2 separate regions of the Homo sapiens genome follow, and region 2 is linked to region 1. Evidence: read pairs that join two places in POLR2A ChIA-PET (ENCODE). Cell type or tissue: CD4-positive, alpha-beta T cell. All regions are shown on one strand. Links, peaks and the distances in the headings refer to the core of each region. The heading gives the core; the rest is flanking DNA. Region 1 has its middle 7.1 kb from the start of PLCXD2. Region 2 overlaps CD96 (CD96 molecule).

Region 1 (7,737 bases), core at 840-5,839:
TACTAGAGTGACATATGAGAGAAGTGGGAAATATTGTTCATTTACTCTCATTTAATCTTCACATGAGCCCAATGAATTAGATACTATTACTGTTCCCATTTTACGAAGGATACTGAGGCTTAGTGGCTACATAACGCTGTCCAAGATCTCATAGCTAGTGAGTTGCATAGCTGGGACTCCAGGTCTCTTGATCATTGTGTCAAGGGCTTCCCGTTACATGTTACCTGTTATTGTAAACCTGGTAAAGGCTGTTTATGACCAAAGCATATTAAAGAGTTGCACTTTTTTTTTCTATTGACAAAAATGGCCATTGCAGGTTGAGAAAGGGAGTAAAATGATTCACATTGTACTTTAGGAAGGTAACTATGGCAGAATGGAGAATGCTTGGGGGAAATAAAGAGTCTTTCAGATAAATCACTGAAACCAATTATCTAAGCAATGAAAAGTGAGAAAAAATGCAAAGACCTGGCACATAGAGACTAAACGCATGGCTTTTCTGAACTCTGATGCTTGGCTCCCCAACCCTACTTCTCACCCCAAGGACCTGTAATTCTAAGGCCTGAGTGGGTAGCTTCCCTATCTCTTAAATTATTTTTTATTACTTGAACACCTCATCAAACTGTTCATCCATTTTTATTGAATACAACCAATCTCATTTATGTAAATACATATGCAAATCTGTTTTCTGGAAATTTTTTCTCCATTACACTCTTATTTCCCCAACCATTCCCCATTCTGCCATAATTATCTTCCAAAATACAATGTGAATAATTTTGCTTCCCTTCTTAAAAACCTGCAATGGCCTCTCTTGTCAACATAAAAAATTTTCCAAGCTTTTAAATATGCTTTGTTCATAAACAGCCTTTACCAGGGTTACAATTATAATAGGTGACATGTAATGGTAAAGACCCTGCTGGATTCCTGAAGAGCTGACTATAACCTTAGCCCTCTATTTGGAGACTCCCTTATTGTTTGAAATGTCTGTACTTTACAAGTGGTTTGTTTTGTTTGGATTCACGTGATAAATGAGTAGTGAGGATCCCAGATAAAGCACCAAAACAGCTTGCCATTCAGACATGTGTAGTTGGCAGGATAAGCCGGCCTGATTTTACTTGATTAAAGGCACCCAAAAAGCCTTGGAGGAAGCATATTGATTTAATGATATTGGGACCAGGGCTGTCCCTGGTCCCCAGAGCTAAGCCCCAGGACTGTCTTACTTCCCAGGCTGTGTACGAGATGGGGAAGGAACAGATCCCAAGCAGAATCAGAACACAGACATGTATTTGGTCGAGGGATATTGCCTAGAGGAGAGTGAGGTTATATGATGCTTTGAGTTCCACAGTGATGCGTCACACACAATTTTTTTTTCTGGCTGGGGAGTGGGGTGGGTGGAAAAGGAATAAGGGACTGAAATGAGGAGCCAAGTAAACGAAAGATGGGATGGAGTAGAAGCTGCTTTGCTTTATGGCCTCGTACCAGTAGAGTTTATTCCTAGTCTTTCCCAAGCTTCTTCACCCAGCTCAAGCCAAAAGACTGTATGATAAAGATCAGAGGAGAATGAGGAGATGCAACCAACATAGGTGGTGCTGGGACGTGACGACAGCAGCAGCAATTACCTCCAGGAAGAGTGACATCATTGCAGCAACTGGGGATCTTCAGGAGCCTCCAAGGAAATGGAGACACTGAGGCACACACTTGTGGACACATGATACAACTTACACATTCCTGACATCAGAAGACAGAGGATTGGGATCCACTTATTTTGTTGATTGGGGTAGAGCCGGAGACTATTGTTTTGTCATTTTTACTGTGACCATTCCCGGATTATACCCAGGTGGTGTGTCCTTGAGAAACTGGGTAGAAGAGAAGCAGAAGCTTAAGCAGGAAGTAGCGTTGTCTATATTACCTCATGCCCACTTGGTATTTATGGCCCACAACTGGGATTCTGTAATGAGACAAGAGTGAACGGCAGCAATGGCTGGCCATAAGATTGTTTCTCCCAGATTTGAAAGCTCGGTGTTCAGGAAGACCCTAAGAGCCTCTGTGCCTTTTAAGTTTATTGGACATTAAGTTTTTCTGGTATGCTTTCAGAAAATTTATTTTAACAGTAGTCGTTACTATAATACTTTTGAGAGGGCTACTAACAAGTGATGATTGTAAAATTCATTTTAATATCCATTCATTTCCGTCTACCACACCACATTCCAGCATCCTCTTCCATTTCTCCTTCCCACGCCACCTCCAATCCCTGAAAAGGAAATTGAGAGGAAATAAAGGCCTCAGAGCCTTTATTTTCTAGCTAGTTAGCTAGTTAGCTGCAAAGTCCCTGATTTAAGATGTTATAGAGCCACCTACTGGTATTCAAGGCTCACTTCAGGCACGTATAATATGTTCTGTCAGTGTCAATTATTCCTAAAAATGCCTGTAGATCACCAGCAACAGGAACAACTAGGAGTTTATGCAATATACAGATTTCTGGATCAAATGCCAACCCTCCTGCATCAGATCCTCTGGGATGGCATCTTTTCCTCCTGTCTTTAAAATGTTCTCCTCAGGGGATTTTTATGTCTCAAATGTTTGAGATGAAGGCTTTGAAATGTCAACAAATTTCTCTTTTTTAAAAAAGTTAAAATAGGTAGAATGGCAGAGTAAACAATTCTTATCCATGCTGCATATAACTTTATGCAATTAGGAAGACTATTTTGGCAGAGATAGTTGATCTCAACTAGCAGGAAAATCAATTGATCTGCCACCCTTACCTTTTTTTTCTCCAGGCTACCACCCCACCCCAAGGTTCCTAGAATTATGAGAATTATGTCTATTATTAGGAGACATTGTTGTATTAATGTGTATATTAGTAATCACTTGAGCTTCAGTCACAACAGAATGACCTCTGTGCATTTGTTATCATTTAACCAATCTAATCTTGGGAATGCATTCTTTTAACAACATGACTCTGCAATTTGGTGTGCCACTATCAATTGGAAATAGCATGATGCCACCTCATCCATGGAGTAAAAATTAGTAATATTATCATTACCTAATACTATCATTCTCTTCCAACTTTTTAAATATTAAAATTACAAGTTTGTACAAACAACCTTAACCAACAAAAATATTTTTTAATAAAGTAAATAAATTTCAATGTAAATAAAAGTAATGAATTTTTAGTGTGTCAACAACTCTCTCTGATCAACTCTCTCTGAATGTTAGGTTGTAGTCAAAAGCCCTTACAAATGCTTCTTGGCCTTTTGATGATTTTGTTTCAAAGGATTCTGATTTGCTTAAGTGTCTGTAGTTAACTCCCCAACTCAGCCACGTGTTCGGCTCTGCCCTTCCTAAACTGCAGAAACTGGTCATGGAGGAAGTTGTAGTTTATCTTAGCAACATCTGCACCCACAGCTTCCTCTTCCTTTGAGTAGCAGAAGTAAAAGAGAAAGTAAAATTTATGCCACACATCTTTCTGTTTCAGCCAAGTATAAAGGAGAATATTCTAGAAGTCAGAGTTAAGCAATATAATGAAGTAGAGGAGGAAGTGAGTTCCTATAACTGGAAGCATCCAAGCCAAGCTTGGCACCAATAAGACAGTAACATGATAGAATTGAAGCACCTGATGCTTGATTGAACTACATGAACTTCACGGTCTTTCCAACCGTACTCTGTTTTTTTCCCTCTGCCTGCTGTAGATACCTTTTGTCTTTGCACAGTTAAGCCTTTCTTTCCTTTTTATTGCCTTTCCTCACTCAAATCTTTGACTTCATTTGCTGTAGTCAGGACTAACAGAACTTCTATATAAATATGGACCTAATATTCTAAAATCATGCGGCTACCAGCAAAAGCTTGAGATTGTGTTTTGGGGAGTACCTTTATACTGGTAACACGTTCTAGCCTCTGGGGACACCTCAACATTTTCTCTACCCTCTCCCCGCATTCAGCACCCAGGATGAGATGCGCTTAGCTCAGGCAGTCAGGCTCAGAAAACACATAATGAAGCTCTCAGAGTGGGAAGTATGAATGACCTGGATGGAAGTCACCTTTAGTGCCTCCATCACCTCCACAGTGGTAGGATTGATGTGTGTGCGGCCCGAGGGCAAAGCTTCTCAACTCTTGCGCCAGATGTGCCCTAATCATGGAGCTGAGTAAATGCACACTCCCCAGAGCCCTGTATGGCAGGCATGACAAGCACTGATCCTGGCATTTCTTTCAAGCTGCATAGTTTGTTTTTGTAAATTCATTCACATTTTGTTACACACACACACACACACACACACATGCACACACACACACAAAATTGATGTTCTGGATGTGCTATGTTTGCCCTGTGGCTTCGAGTCCCTTCTGGCACACGCCTTTATTCTTGGGTACTTGTGACCCCTAATGTGAAAGTCCTAGGTCTGGAAGAAAGGCACCAAGAAGTCAATTAGGCACAAGAAAGCTCTGTTCACTCATGGCCCAGCCAACTTTAGTAAAGTAGAAGACTATGAGTGGATTTGAAACCAAAGCTTGAAATCGTGTCTATTTGCCCAAACCTTAGGCAACCTGGAGCAAACGCTGGTGAAGAATCAAGATTATGAGCCATTAGACTGTCTTCTTAAAGAGAGTAGAGAACTGAAAGCTTCCCACCTAAGCTTAACTCCCTCCTCTTGAGTTGACCAGGAGAAAGTTTCACTTGTAGGGCTCATCCTGCCCTTCTGGTACCGAATGTACAATATTAAAGCCTGATAAATTTACACAGCGGAAGTAGAAGACAAGAGGCCTCTGACTCAGGTCTCAAACTCCTATGAATCTTTAGCCTGCTGAGGTATGTTCTTGCTCCAAGAGTTTTAGACTAAGTTTCCTCACCTGTCTAGACTGGTGTTCTGTGTCTACTTACTTGAGTCTTCACTGATTCCTTGGATCTGTTTTTTTTTTTTTTTTCCTCTGCACCTATGATGCCTGCCTGATTCTACCAATCTGGGCTAAACTTTGAAACTGACTCAGTGGCCTATTCAGCCTAAGGCATCTGCCAAGCTGCCCAGATTTAGGTCCTGACCTCTCCTGGCCTGACTGACATGCCACAATAAAAATCATTAGAAGAAGAGCATTGATTTAAAGTGGATATATTAGTCTGTGATGTGAAGTGAGTCAAAAGAAAAGCTCAACTCACCATACTTGAGTGACAATCACCACCTTTAGCAAATTCTCTGCTCCACAAGGCATTTTTCTTTCTCCTACTCACTCATTTGCCATTTCCTGTCATTCATTCACATGATACTGAATTGAATACTACTTTGTGTCTGGCCTCATCCTCACAGTGGGGGCGTTGAGGAGTGAAGGCAGCTTTCCACCTTTGAGGACATTTGGGTCCAACAGAGTTCACAGCCCGCATTCCCTCATCTTGGAGTGACATTGCACGTTTTGACATAAACATTAAAGCAACAATAGCAAACTGAAAAATTTCATCTCAGTAGATAGGACAGAGAGTATCTTCAAATAGTATTTATTGAACAGATAAATATTGGTCAAGCTGTGTACCCAAAATTTGGGGTGATGGGTAAAAGTCCTGTAGGAGGAGGTTCTGTAGAAGTGATTGCTGAGCCTTCTTCCTGCCCCCGCTCCTGTGTGGGGAGCCCCAAGTAGGAATGATGAGCAGGAGTCTGCCCAGTTCTGCCACATGTGTGGGATCTTGCTGCAGGGACTGCTGTAAACTGTGAATTGTTTCCGTAGTTTCTACTAAAGTAGCAACAAAAAACACTGCCCAAGGGTTTGAGGGAGGAATGAAAGTCTCTTTCTTGGGTGGAGTCTGGAGAAACACAGCTTAGTTTTCTTTGATATGAAATGGTTCAACGGTGAGAGGGTAAGTTTGCTCTGGAGTTTTGGGAAAATCAAAGGGCTCCAATTATCTCCTTAAGAAAGGAAAATTGATTGAAGTTTTGGTGGATCCCAGCCAATACCTAGGGTAGAATAAGACCCAGAAATGATATAAAAACAGCGAACTTATGGGATGAATCCTTGCTTATTTTCTTTCTGAACTTTCAGATTAAACAATGCTCAGAGAAAAGAGAAAGAATCCTGCCCCCCACGCCAATGAAACAGCATTTTGGATTTTGTCATACTGTAAAAAGGTTGCAGTCTTGGAAAAATAGGGTAGTTTTGAGTCAAATTAAGAATCTTTCATTAGGGTCTTGCTCAAGTACTTTTTGTTTAAACTTTCTACTTGGAAATAATTTCAAACTTCAAAAAAAGTTGCAAAAGTAAAAATATTAAAAGACACACACACACACATACACACACACACACACACACACTTATTCCATCTACCTAGATTCATCTGTCTTTAACAATTTACCCCCTTTACTTTGTCATTTGCTTCCATCTCTCTCTGTATGCATATACATGTATATCTATACATGCATGTATGTATGTATAAGTGTATGCATATACATATGCATGCACACATGAACACACACCCTTTGAGGCTAAGTTATTTATATCATAGTCCTTTGACTGCTAAATAATAACTGTGTATTTCCTAAGAATAAAAATATCTCTTACATAACAACATCGGAGTTATAAATACTTTTATCTAGTCATCTGTCCATATTCTAATTTTGTCAGTTGATCTAATAAATGTCTTTCATACCATTTCCCCCCTTCTAGTACAGGATTCAATCTAGAGTTAGGTATTGCAATCAATTGTCATGTCTCTTTAGCCTCCTTTAATCTAGAATATTTTCAGAGCCTTTCTTTATATTGACATTTTTGAAAAATATAGTCCTCTCTCCCTTTTTAATATACCTTTTTTTTGTTTAAAATTTCAACTTTTATTTTAGATACAGGGGTACATGTACAAGTTGCATGAGGATATTGTGTGATGCTGAGGTTTGGGGTACAGATCTTTTCATTTAGGTAGTGAGCATGGTACTTGATAGGTTATTTTTCAACCCATGCCTTCCTCCTTCCCTTTATGCTCTAGTAGTCCACATTGTCCATTGTTTCCATATTTATGTCCAGATGTGCTAAATGTTTAGCTCCCACTTATAAGTGAGAACACGTGGTATTTTTTTTTCCTGTTCCTGCATTACTTCACTTAGGATTTTGGCCTCAAACTACATCCACGTTGCTGCAAAGGACATGATTTCATTCTTTTTAATGGCTGCATAGTATTCCACAGTGTATATGTACCACATTTTTTTTCCAGTCCACAAATGATGGACAACTGGGTTGATTCTATATTTTTGATACTGTGAAGGGCACAGTGATGAGCATACATTTGCACGTCTTTTTGGTAGTATAATTTATTTTCCTTTGGGTATACACCCAATAATGTGATTGCTAGGTTGAATGGTAGCACTATTTTAAGTTCTTTGAGAAATATGCAGACTGCTTTCCACGGTGACTAACTTACATTCCCACCAGAAGTGTATAAGCGGCTGGGCGCAGTGGCTCAAGCCTGTAACCCCATCACTTTGGGAGGCTGAGGCAGGAAGATCACGAGGTCAGGAGATCGAGAGCATCCTGGCTAACATGGTGAAACCCCATCTCTACTAAAAATACAAAAAAATTTCTGGGCGTGTGGTGGCAGGCACCTGTAGTCTCAGCTACTCGGGAGGCTGAGGCAGGAGAATGGCGTGAACCCGGGAGGTGGAGCTTGCAGTGAGCAGAGATAGCACTACTGCACTCCAGCCTGGGCAACAGAGCGAGACTCCATCTCAAAAAAAAAAAAAAGTGTATAAGCATTTCTTTTCTTCACAACCT
Region 2 (7,737 bases), core at 1,028-6,027, 52 kb after region 1:
TTTGCTGATTGTTTATTCCTTCTTCAATGTAAATGTTTATTATTATCAAATCTTGCAAGTATCCAGAGTTACACTATAATGACCCATGTCTCCAGGAAATAAGATGAAATTTAGAGGTAAACACTACTTCACACAAAATGTTTTGTTTATACTAGCTCAGAAATGGCCATGAGGTTACATGAGGAGGTTTGAAGCCTTCCTGGCTCATTTCTATTTTAACTCTTTAAAAATTTTCTCACTAAAATAAAAAAAAACCCACCCTTTTATGCTATCACTGGAAATTCAATTAAGTTAGAAGACAGCTCCAGTCAGTGCTGAATTGAGTGGGCAGACAGAAACATGTTCTAAAAGAGCTAATTCTGGTCATCTCCATGTGACATCATTAAGCAGAACTGAATCTCTTAACCTATACTCTTGCCAGTCTTCCTAGTGACCTAACTGCTAGAGAAAGGAAAGGTAGAGGAAGGCTAGAAGACCTATGGTTGATTAACTTTTGGGAAATACTGAAATATTTTCCAAACAACATAGATTTTAAAAATAATTTAATATGGACCTACTATATGCCAAATAAAAGAAGCAAGTGAGCAGTTGCAAAGTAGCATAAGTGGAGCATAAAGAATAAGCTGGTAACTTAAAAAAAAAGCGAGGCCGGGCGCAGTGGCTCATGCCTGTAATCCCAGCACTTTGGGAGGTTGAGGCGGGTGGATCATGAGGTCAGGAGATTGAGACCATCCTGGCTAACACGGTGAAACCCCCGTCTCTACTAAAAATACAAAAAATTAGCTGGACATGTAGTCCCAGCTACTCGAGAGGCTGAGGCAGGAGAATGGCGTGAACCTGGGAGGCGGAGCTTGCAGTGAGCTGAGATCGTGCCACTGTACTCCAGCCTGGGCAACAGAGCGAGACTCTGTCTCAAAAAAAAAAAAAAAAAAAAGAGAGAAATAAATTTGGTCATTGTTTCCTCCTTCAAGGAATTAAAAATTACATATAAAGGTCTTGATTTATTTTGAGATGGTTTTTGCTTACTAGACTCTTAATCATGACATTTCTTCTCAAACTGGACAGTATGAGTCGTAGCTTCATTGTTGTTTTTTATGCACTTTCACATTTGATTCTCCTAATAATTGTATGAACTAGATAATGTTACTCTCATTTTTTTAAGACAAGGAAACTACTACAGAGGTGAAATTGTCACGGGATCCTTGAGGTCTTGCTTTGCCAGCCAGAAATTCTGTGGCCAGTGGCACCTTCTGCCTGAGTATTGCTCACACTTCTGGGCTCATTCCACCCACTTGGTTTGGCAGGCTGTGCTTGGTCTGTGCTACCAGCCTGGATCCCACACCTGCCAAGGGTGAGCCAGGTGCAGAGCAGCAAGGGGTGTGTGAACGAGTGAGCGTGGGGTCTGGCCACTGCACACAGCCAGGCACACTGGCTGCTGAGGCAGGGTGGGAATCTCCAGGCTCCAGCATGGGTGCCGACTCTGTGTGATGCTGCTGCTGGACCAGATGTATGGCAAGCAGTTTCTGCTGCAGGCACTGGTGTCTGGACAAGGGGAACACTGTGGCACCAGAAAGCTTGGAGATGCCAGGAACTGTAGAGCTCCAAAGAGGGTTTTACAGCCCTGGCCTGGGAGGCCTTAGGTCTGGGCTCCCTGAAGGGCCACAGCTCTTCTCTCCTTCTCATTGCTTGCAATGTGGTGAGCAGGTGGGAGGTGTGTTTCAGCTGGGTTTGTGTTACAACTCTTTCAGTCCCACCATTCAGTAGGTCCCAAGTTCTTGTCTCGCCCCCAAGAAGAACGAGGTATGCTGACAACTGGAGGGTGAGCAAGGTGGAGAGGAGCTTCACTGAGCCACAGAACAGCTCTCAGGAGACCTGAAGTGGGTAGTTCCTTTCCATATGCAGGCTGTCCCAATGAGTGTCCAGCTCTCAGTGGAGAGGAGACCTGTAGTGGGTAGCTCCTTTCTGCAGGCAAGTTGTCTGGATGAGGAGACCCATAGTGGGTAGCTCCCTCCCACAGCTGGTAGTCTTGACTTCTTTCTGAGTCTGGCTGAATCCCCGGTTTTTCATGGGCTCAGAAGGGAGAAAGTGCATGGTGATTGGTCCATAGATGGCCATAGGCAGGCCAGGAAAAAGCACTATCCAATTGGCCCAGTGGTCATCGATGAAGTTATTACTCATATCCATGGACTTCACTTGGAACTGGCAGCCTGGCTCCCAGGCTTCAGGCCATGCCTGGCCTGAAGGTGGGGTTTCACTGGGGACCTACACCTTTCCATCCAGGAACCTAGTCAGCCTCCCACTGTCATCATGCCTTCCATAGCCCAGGCTGTTTGCACCAAATGGCACCTGCAGGCCTGCACCCAGCTGCCCTCAGCCCATCTCCACCTGCTGCCTCCTTCCTGTGCTCCTTGGCGCCCAAAGTCTGGAGGGGGCCAAGGTGGGGGATTGGTGTGTCAGTGCTGCCCCAAGTGTGCACACACCTGGCCAGGTTGTGACAGTGCCTGGGCTGAGCCTCATCTTTGCTCTGAAATTGGAGCAGGTGCTGGGAGTGGGAAGAGTCCAGGGGGTGGAAGCAGGCCCTTCTGAGCCTGCAGAAGCGGGGGTGTTCCCAGGCCCTCAAGAGAGCAGGGGTGTCAGGGTCTGGAGCCACAGCTGGGTGGCTGCAGCTGCCCTGAAAGCCCAGGGCTCCTGCCTTGCCAAGTCAGTAGGGGGCAGGCTCCCTCCTGTTCTCAGCCTCTACGGGCTCAACAGTCCCAGCCAGGCCTCCCTCACTACAGCTGGCATCCCCACAGCAGCTAGTCCAGTCGGGCAGCTGCTGCCATCAGAATGACTTGCTCTAGGCTACAGAGCCAGTAGGTGGCAGAGACAACAACTGAACCCAAGGCTGTCTGACACTAAAGACTATATTTATTCCATTCTGGTAGCCTTATAAGTGTAGTTAGCCTTGCTGCAGCATGCATCATCATCATCAGGGCCTAGCCACGGAAGAGCTCACTCATGATGTCTAGCACGCAACCACCCAGAATAGCAGGCCTTTGATAGCTTCTCTTCCTGTCCCACCACCACCTTTCAGCTTCCTGTCCCACCACCACCTTTCAGCTTCCTGTCATAAGGCTACCCAGACATCAGCCCTAGCCAGATGGCTTTTCTTTAGGGAGATATCCTCTGCATTCCCTAAAGCCTTCCTTTGTTAATCTCTTCTTTTTTATACTTAAAAAAATTCTCCATTTAAAAAATATTTACTGAATTATCAATACTTATTGGTAACCATGTGTTATCATTGTTCTAGGTGATACAGCTGTATCAGTAGACAAATAAGATAAAAAACACTGCCCTCATCAGATTTACTTTTTTTATGTGTGGAGAGGAGCCAAACAGGTAACTTATAGACGGTGTTAAAATGTGTTATGGAGAAAATACAGCCAAAAAAGGGGAACAGGAAATGGGGTGGGAGGCAGCTGCAATTTAAAATATGATGGTCATGGAGTACCTCATCGAGAAGGTGACATTTGAACAAAAATTTCGAGAAGATGAGGGTGTGATCCATGTAGATATTTGGGGGAAGAATTTTTCAGGCATAGGAAGTGAGGTTAAAAGGCCCTGAGATGAGAGAAATCCTGGTATGTTGAAGAAACAGCTAGGAGGCTAGCTTGGCTGAGCAAAGCAAGAGAAAGGGAGAGGGCAGTCGTGGGGGATATATCAAGTAGGGTATAATGTGGCTTTTCATGCTAACTGTAGATTTCTGCTCATCTTTACTGCCCACTTCCCTCCTCCCCTCACTAGATGTTGGTCCTTGTGAGCCTGGTTTTGTTTACATCAGTATCTATCTCAAGTAGATACATAATTCTAAACCTAGATTATTTGCTTTCATTCTAAACCTAGATTATTTTTATTAAAACACACATGCACGCAGACACACACATACACACACACCCCTTAGACAAAGACAGACTGGTCAATCAGCCACTCTATTTCCTACCTTGGGTTCTTACTGTATTTCCAAATGGATTTAGAGGTTCTAATAATAGAATACAACATGTTGACACTTACTGTGAACCAAGTGCTATAGAAGGTATTTTGTTTGCTTAGTCTCTTCTGTTGCTTTTAATCACCCTTAGAAGAAGGAACCACCCACGTGAAAGCTTTCCCTTTTCTGCATTCTCCTGTCTCCCTTCATGTTCCTCAAGCATCCTCACCTTTGGCCAATGCTTCTAGAACTCAGTGTTTATCTTCCATCCATCACACTATTGCTAAGAACTACAGCTTTCTGTGGATCCTCTCAGTGGGTTAACCATCACCTCATCATGTTTGCTTCATTTTCACTGTATTTCCTTTAACTCTTCAATGGTTAATGCAGAACAAAATTTTTAAATGGAATACTTGTACCTTCATTTCAGATGAGGTTCCAAAGGTTAAGAACCATAATACAGGGCACAAGCCACCTCACGTTGAAAGCAGGGTTCTAGCCCACCTATGCAGGACATGCGAGGCAGTGTGGAGTGGGACCTGTCAGTGGTGGTCCATCATCAACCTCAAAGCTGTGTGACGGGGTGGGAGCAGACTGGCTAAGAGTTCCTTTGAAGGGTCCTGTGCATCAGGCCCTCCCTCATGGAGAAGATGAAGAAGAATCCGCTCCTTCACTTTAGACCAAGCGAAGTGTGGATCTGAGAGAAATACTCATATCTCTTGACCTGTGTGTCCTGGAATTTAGGACAAAGGGGCATGGTGCCTTACTCAGGCTGGAGAGGCTGCATTAGGAGTCCATGGTTGGTTAGTGGCTCTGAATGGGCATGGAGAAGAGAGACAGGGCCACACTGGTGAAGAGGAGCACTTCCCCCATAGAGTAGGCAAAGGTGCACATTTTTCCAGACATAATAGGGTGCCATGAAAAGAATCTCACTCAGGAAGAACACCTAGAGGAACAAAGAAGCCCCCAAGAGGAGCTGACCTTCAGAAGTTTAGAGGCTGCAGAGAGAAGGAAGCAGAAGACCAGAAGAGAGGCATGGCCTGCACCAAGGGACAGCAGCCATAGGACAGTCAGGGATTTCTGAAAAATCTGCCAGAGTGCCCCATGAAGTCAATATGGCAATTTTTATTCTCCTCATCCAGAGGACACCTAAGTCAGATTACATCCAGCCTATTAAGGAAGTTCCTTCCTTACCTACCTCTCCCTCTTCTTCTTACGCCATTCCCCATAAAGAGGGACCCAAGCCAGCAGCTAGGAGCGGAGGAGAGGATGAAGCCAAGTCAGGGAATCAGAGACATTCCCTGTCTCTTCCCTACCCCCACCTCACATATCCCAGCGTTTCCAAGTTGAGTTAGAGCCACACTTGGGGGAAGGAAGAGGAAAGAAGTTCTGGACTAAATTAACTTTTTTGAGTTTTGACATTACATTTGACAAGAGTTTTTAATTATTGACACAGGTCTGTTCTTGTGGCTGAAAAGGACCAGATGACATTTATTATATGGAAATCACCAAAAAAGCCAAATAATCTGTCTGAAATTTCTTTTAGAGGCCAAGAAAAAATTATTCAATATATCTCATTTGAACAGAGAAGAATGGAAAAAGTAAAAATTATTCTTTGCTAACCTACCGGTTTAGCTTATTTAATCAACCAAGTACAAAGGTAAAAGTTATTTGTAAGTTTCAAGCTGCTGGTTAACTTATCTGGTTAGTCAGACTCTGCTATCTAAGGTTTTGCCTTATTCCAATGTAAAACTGAACCTAAAAATTTAACTTATTGTCTCAAATAGAAATATTTCCATTGGGCCTTTCATTCTATCACTATAGCACCTATCGGCATAGCACAGACTTAGACTTAGCCATCTAGTTTCTGGACAAATGTGTAATTGCTCTCCATCAATTCACCTGCAGCACAAAGAGCCTTTAAACACAGTAGTGACATTAACTGGACAATATAGGCCTTCAACTACATCTAAACACATTTGAATCAGCTTCATCATTTGAATCAGCTTCATCATTTGAATCAGCTTCATCAATCTGTGTGGTCAGGATAACGTGGGCACTGACCTTCAGCCCAGCATAAAGGAGACATGAGGTGTGAAACCTAAACCTAAATCTAAACCCTGCATAAAATTTTTCTCATGTGGGAGGCAGATTGTTTGGGGCATGTGCTGACTAAATGGGGAATAATAATGTGTATTGCTGGATTACTGGTCCAGAAAGGGTTTCAGGACTCCCTTGGGGAAGATGACAGTAAGCAGGACAGAGCTCATCACGCATCATGTGGTGAGCTTGTAGATACTCAATAATTATGAAATAAACTGAAAAATAGGTCAACTGATAGCTTTTACCCTGAGGAATCTCACCCCAAGGGGAGTAACTGAATAGATGAATACCCAAAGTAAACTAGTCATCAAGAAGGCTAACCTTGACTTACAGGTGACAGATGTAGAAAAAAGAAAAATCCTTTTAACAGTCTGCAGAATGTTGTGTGCCCCAGGTGGAAGGTGATGAAAAAGATACAATAAACAGAATTTCCCAGGATTCAAGGAAAAGCATTGGAGTTTTGTATGGATTCTGTAGATTCATATCTACAGTGAGAATTATATGATAATAGTGTTGATGGCGGGGGTGGGCTACAGATGCAGGAGGGGTTTCTCTAATTTATTTCCAACTGAGGAAATGTTATCTTCACTCTCAGATGCTGCATGTCTCAGGAAAACACTGGTCTGAAAAAGGGAGAGATTAATATAAGCATAGGTGTCATGTTTGACCTTTTCCTAAGACCTATAACAGCTTCACACTAGAAGGGATTTATTCAGTGTCTAAAGACATTTATTCAGCACCAACCATGTACTCTTTGAGGCAGCAGGACTCAAGGTCTGAAGTCTGTCTGGGCTCAATACTGGCTCATCTACTTTCTGCATGACTTTGGGTGAGTTATTTAACCTCTTTGTGCCTCAGTATCTTCATCTGTAAAGTGGGATAATAATAGTACCTAAGTAATTGTGTTGTTGGGAGGATTCAATGAGAAAATACATTTACTAGTTTAGAACAGTCCATACACATTGGAGGCAACCAACAAATATTAATATTATTGCTTAGTATTATTATACAATCATGGCAGTTGGTAAACATTTTTATGTAATTGCTAGGGAAAAAATGGAAAGGTCCTTGTATGATTGTTCTCTGAAAACCTTTTTAGTCCCTGTATTTAGGCAGACAATCCTGGTGAGCCTCTGTTGCAGCACTCTCCATTTCTACAAATGCCCATTCTAGTTCAGATCATATCATTTTTTTAACCACCTTCGTGATCATGGAAAACAAACTTAAACCACTTTAAATCTATATCATTTAGTCTTTTTTCTCCCTGCTCTTGCAACTATCACCTACCATATACATAACTGCTGTTTTCCTGACATTTTCCCACATACAAAAAAAGCCATAGTGGCTATTTGTTGTTCAGATCACAGCCCCGATTCATAGCCCATTAGTTGACGTTTAAACACAGTAGTGACATTAACTGGACAATACAGGCCTTCAACTACATCTAAACACATTTGAATCGGCCTCATCAATCTGCGTGGTCAGGATAACATGGGCACTGACCTTCAGTCCAGCATAAAGGAGACATGCTGGGCTGTGGGCTATGAATTGGGGCTAAATGAGTTGAAGCTCATCTTTACCTTGTTCCACCCCACCTAATCAACCCTTAGCCCTCTCCCAACAAGCAATGTCAGAACTCCTGCTTGTCTTCTCATGTCCTGCACTCA

The links. Peaks named below come from ENCODE experiments on the same cell type or tissue, not always from the same donor. Only the 100,000 strongest peaks of a DNase experiment are listed, where the experiment ranks them.
Region 2: POLR2A ChIA-PET joins it to region 1 with 10 read pairs; 7 of 35 experiments call an interaction of 5 or more read pairs at or near these places.

Annotation. Positions count from the first base shown.
Region 1 is chr3:111,663,723-111,671,459 of GRCh38, reverse strand. It overlaps a transcript of CD96 not described here. Among named protein-coding and RNA genes, the nearest start is that of PLCXD2, 7.1 kb to the left of the region's middle. RefSeq lists an enhancer at 3,476-3,525. In CD4-positive, alpha-beta T cell, for the core only: CTCF peaks have their summits at 2,166 and 2,366 (motif pointing left); DNase peaks (open chromatin) are centred at 2,339 and 3,359; H3K4me3 peaks cover 543 bases; H3K27ac peaks cover 2,984 bases.
Region 2 is chr3:111,611,780-111,619,516 of GRCh38, reverse strand. All of the region lies in intron 8 of CD96 (CD96 molecule), which reads right to left. Among named protein-coding and RNA genes, the nearest start is that of ZBED2, 20 kb to the right of the region's middle. RefSeq lists enhancers at 2,013-2,513, 2,514-3,014. In CD4-positive, alpha-beta T cell, for the core only: a CTCF peak has its summit at 2,819 (motif pointing right); a DNase peak (open chromatin) is centred at 2,976; H3K27ac peaks cover 1,388 bases.